Linked DNA regions of Homo sapiens: region 2 is linked to region 1. A link is a loop called in an ENCODE intact Hi-C map of the cell type or tissue named here. Cell type or tissue: psoas muscle. All regions are shown on one strand.

Region 1 (2,500 bases):
AGGAGCCTGAGGCAGGAGAATTGCTTGAACCCAGGAGGCAGAGGTTGCAGTGAGCAGAGATAGCACCACTGCACTCCACCCTGGGTGACAGAGCGAGACTCCATCTCAAAAAAAATAAGAAGTTTATATAGACGTTACCAGAACCAAAGAGAGATTAGGGGGAGATACCAGCAAACTGGGTAGTTGAAATCATGAGGTTGGAAGAGCTCTCCAGGAGGAAAGGAGGGAGTTAGGTGGAAGTCAGGGGCAGGAGGTTATGGATTGGCCTTTCTGACAGATTACCCCACCTCAAACAACTTTACTGGAGCATGACTCCATGGGACTTGTTAGAATAGTTTAAAGTGTGACCGGTGTTTCAGAACTTGTCAGTTAGTTTTTATACCAGAGAAGTTAATACAGAAATTAGGGATAGGGGCCAGAGTGCAGATAATAAATTGACAGAGAAAGTGAAAATTATATGTAGAAACAGTAACTTGAAGGTCCCTAAAAGAAAGAGTTAGGGAGTTATGGAGTGATGGGCAGTCCTGCTTGAAAAGGAAGGAGGAGGGCCCTCCTGATGTTTCTAGGTTCTTAGACTGGTTCCAGAACAGCAGGGGATGGGGGTGGAGGAGAGGGGCTCTCTTTTGATGTCCCTGAGGGTCTCTCTGATGTCCCTGATTTTTTCACTCTCTTTGTTGCTCATTGGTGTCTGCTCTGTCACAAGCAACCACTGTCATTCATATACGAAAAGTCCTCTTTCTGGGTGGTAAGAACATTTAGTTGTCCTTTTGCCTCTAGTCTTACACCTTTTCCCTCTTCTCCTGCTCACTGCTTCATAGAAGAGACTGCAAATGCAACTTTAGGTTGAGACAGTGCTGCCTGCAGTGCCAGGGAATGAAATTCCTGGGACTTGAAGCCCTTTGAGGCAGAATCCCGGGCTTCCATTTCCTCCTTCAGTGTCTGCTACACTAGTTCACAAGGGCCAGCTGCCCCAGCCTGGATGTTCCGCCTTGACTTGGAGGAGCATCACCCATGGCAACTCAAAGTTGAGCAACAAAGTCCCCAAGGACAGTGGCCTTCTCTTCTCTGCTGCTTAGTCCTCTCCCACATTTGCTTGCTTTTACCATTATGTTGATGTGTCAGCATACAATTGATTTTTATTATTCAAATTAGTGCTTCAACTATGAAGCGGGTAGATGAAGAGAACCTATGGGTGTGGCCAGTGCTCCAGACTCTGAGCAAATTGTGAGTTATCTTTGTCTTAGATTTTCCAGAAGGCTCTGGAGATTCAGCAAGATGACTTTTCAAATTCGTAGTAAGTGCCCCATTTTCTGCAGCATGATATGTCCTTTCATCTGGCTGTGTTTCCATAGTTTCCAAACTGACTATTCATATTTGCATACTTCCCTGAGAATTCATTTTTTCAATGTCTCAGCTCTGCCCTGGAGCCCTTCAGTTTGCCTCAAGATTCCATTACACCATGGCTGCCCAACTGCTCTGTCAACTTGGGCCCAGTTTGATTTTCCCTGTCTCTGTAGTTGTCACTGACCCATTCATGCCATGTACACCTGCTCATCTCTGCCTTTAAGCCTGTCTGAAGGATGACTCAGCTACTGTGATCAGAAAGGCCCTGGAAAACCATTGTCCTCTACAGTCATGGGCAGTCTCCCTACTAATCAGCATCAGCACCCATGGCCCTTTCTCCTCTTCTACACCAGAGGCCAGATGCTAGAACAAAAAGACCACTTCCAAACGCTAGAGCAAAAAGACTGCAGGCTTTATCTGGGAGTCTGGCTTAGTCTTTCTAGAGGAAGATTTGGGCCAAGCTTGTGGAGAGTTGCTGAGCAGAACACTGTTGGGGAGAGATGGCTGTGAGAAGGAGGTTGGGAGTCACCCTTGTCCTAAGACATCTGATGGAGCTGCCTGACCAGATCTGCTGCCTTGGGAAGGCTCAGGAACCATGGCCTCTACTGCTGGGACCTGACCCAACCTTTCTCCCTACCACTAGAGCATGAGAAAGACCACCTGTGTAAAAGTGCTGACTACATGAACCTGCACTTCAAGGTGAAGTGGCTCCACAATGAATACGTGCGGGATCTGCCTGTCCTCCAGGGGCAGGTGCCTGAGTACCCAGCGTGAGTCATCATGTGGGCACTACAGAGGGAAGGGAGCCCTCTGGGTGGGCAGGGCTAGTATCCCCAATTCATTTCAGCAAGCCAGTCTCGGGGACTGCCTGTTCAGGTACCACCGTAGACAAAGAAAAGTGTTAAACTGTGCCCTGCCATCCCGAGGACCCCAGTCTGGTGGAGCTGTCAGGAAGTGGCGTATTCCCACCGCTAGTTCTAAGCCCCTGTTCTCCTGCTGTGGCTGCAGGTGGTTTGAGCAGTTCGTGCTACAATGGCTGGATGAGAATGAGGATGTATCCCTGGAATTCCTGCGTGGGGCCCTGGAACGAGATAAGAAGGATGGAGTAAGTCAGGGGCTTTGGCTGCACCGGGTTCAGGCCAGGTCTCCCAGCAAT
Region 2 (2,500 bases), 270 kb before region 1:
AACTAGCCCCAAATACATTATTGATTTTTTTTTTTTTTTGAGACGGAGTCTTGCTCTGTCACCCAAGCTGGGGTGCAGTGGTGCAATCTCGGCTCACTGCAAACTCCGCCTCCTGGGTTCACGCCATTCTCCTGCCTCAGCCTCCAGAGTAGCTGGGACTACAGGCACCTGCCACCGCGCCCAGCTAATTTTTTTGTATTTTTTTTAGTAGAGACGGGGTTTCACCATGGTCTTGATCTCCTGACCTCATGATCCGCCCGCCTCGGCCTCCCAAAGTGCTGGGATTACAGGCGTGAGCCACCGCGCCTGGACTACATTATTGATTGTAGCAGCCAAAAAAGTGTGTCCAAGGAAAATAAGCTTGCTTAAGACAATTTGCCTTTTGGTGATAACAGTTGCTTGTAGAGCTGAGGACATTGGGAGTGTAAGGATAAATAAAAGTTATTTTCTCCATTTATAAAGGGCAAATAAACCATTTCCTCTCTCTCCTTTCATTTTTTTCTCCTTTTCTTTCTTCCTTTCTTTTTCTTTTTTTTTTTTTTGAGTCAGGGTCCTGCTCTGTCACCCAGACTGGAGTGCAGTGGCACAATCATGGTTCACTGCAGCAGACTCAACCTCCCAGGCTCAAGGGATCCACTTGGCTCGGCTTCCTGAATAGCTGGGATGATAGCCCTGTGCCACTAAGCCCAGCTAATTAAAAATATATATATTTATTTTTTGGCTGGGTGCAGTGGCTTGTGCCCGTAATCCCAGCACTTTGGGAGGCCAAGGCAGGTGGATCACTTGAAATCAGGGGGTTGAGACCAGCCTGGCCAACATGGTGAAACCCCATCTCTACTAAAAATACAAAAATTAGCTGGGCATGATGGTGCGTGCCTGTAATCCCAGCTACTTGGGAGGCTGAAGCAGGGGAATCACTTGAACCCAGGAGGCGGAGGTTGCCTTGAGCTGCGATCGCACCATCGCACTCCAGCCTGGGCGACAGACCAAGACTTGGTCTCAAAAAAAAAAAAAAAAAAAATTTGTAGAGATGGGGTCTCACCATGTTGCCCAGGGCTGGTCTCAAACTCCTGGGATCAGCCTCCCAAAGTGTTGGGATTACAGGCCTGAGCCACTGCACCCAGACTCCTCTCTTAGAGTTCTTAGAGTTACTCCTTGGATACAAAATAAATTTGGGTCCTTACTCTAATATTTGGAATCTCTCTAGGGATTAAGCCTAGACTCCAGTTTTTACAATACGGATGTAACTCCAAGGTTGTGTGCCAAATGACCTCTAGATATGTAAACAAGGGTCTCTTGCTGGACGCACAGGAGATTTTTCAGGAGGCACAGTCCTTTGTCCCTTGAGGAGATATTGTTCTTTCTTCTGCTTTGCTGTATAAGTTATGTGCAATTTTGTCTTAACCTTGTAGTCATTTTCAGGCTACCTTACATGCATGTAATCTGTTATTGCTTACTCAATAAGAAATTACATTCTCTCACTCATCTATATTGACAGGGAGGAATCTTTTTGCGGCAGGATTATTTCATTTCCCCAAGAGCAATGCAATAGTCTGTTAAAAGAGAAGGCACCTGTAATCCCAGCACTTTGGGAGGCTGAGACGGGTGGATCACTTGAGGTCAGGAGTGCAAGACCAGCCTGGCCAACATGGTGAAACCACGTCTCTACTAAAAATACAAAAATTAGCCGGGCATGGTGGTGGTCACCTGTAATCCCAGCTACTCAGGAGCCTGAGGCAGGAGAATCACTTGAACCCGGGAGGTGGAAGTTGCAGTGAGCTGAGATCCTGCGATTGCACTCCAGCTTGGGTGATAGAGTGAGTGACACTCCATCTCAAAAAAAAAAAAAAAAAAAAAGCAATGATCTGAAGTGGATTTCCTTGCTCTTGATGAATGTGTGTTACCAGTACTGTTCAGCTGTTTTTTATTCAACAATTCAATGATGAATATGAAGTAAGTAAATTAGCCTCTATGAATAGTCTGCATGAAACAATTACAGGTGAAAATATTTTCAAAGAAGTTGAGAAAACACTAGTTCAGTACAACCAGAAGTGGAAATCTATTAAATTGTGTTACAACTGATGGTGGCAAAACATATGCAGAGCAGAAAAAAGTTTTAGTTCAAAAAATTTGCAAGGCTTCTTAAATTGTAATGTGTTTAATATTGTGAAAGGAAAATATCTTGGGCCCCCAAAATCACTAAGCTAAAGGAAAAATTCTAGCTGGGAACTGCACAGGGCAAATCTGCCTCCCATTCTATTCAAAATCATCCCTTTGCTCACTGAGATACACACATATTCTGTTTGCCTCCTTTGGAAAGTTTCATCAGAAACTCAAAAGAATGCAACCATTTTTCTCTCCACCTACATGTGACCTGGAAGCCCTCTCCCTGCTTCGAGTTATCCCCACCTTTCTAGACAGAACCAATGTACTTCTTTTGTATATTGATTGATGTCTCACATCTCCTTAAAATGTATAAAACTAAGCTGTGTTCTGACCA

The links. A loop is a pair of places that touch in the nucleus more often than their neighbours do. Peaks named below come from ENCODE experiments on the same cell type or tissue, not always from the same donor. Only the 100,000 strongest peaks of a DNase experiment are listed, where the experiment ranks them.
Region 2: a loop joins it to region 1, with 2.8 times the contacts of the local background. A loop is called at or near these places in 28 of 110 quality-filtered maps.

Annotation. Positions count from the first base shown.
Region 1 is chr9:35,394,489-35,396,988 of GRCh38, forward strand. It overlaps UNC13B (unc-13 homolog B), which reads left to right. Exons shown (of 40, transcript NM_001371189.2): 27 at 1,988-2,114; 28 at 2,353-2,449. Among named protein-coding and RNA genes, the nearest start is that of RUSC2, 94 kb to the right of the region's middle. In psoas muscle, no CTCF peak of the experiment used is centred here; a DNase peak (open chromatin) is centred at 993.
Region 2 is chr9:35,123,920-35,126,419 of GRCh38, forward strand. No RefSeq gene overlaps it. Among named protein-coding and RNA genes, the nearest start is that of ATOSB, 9.3 kb to the left of the region's middle. In psoas muscle, no CTCF peak of the experiment used is centred here; no DNase peak of the experiment used is centred here.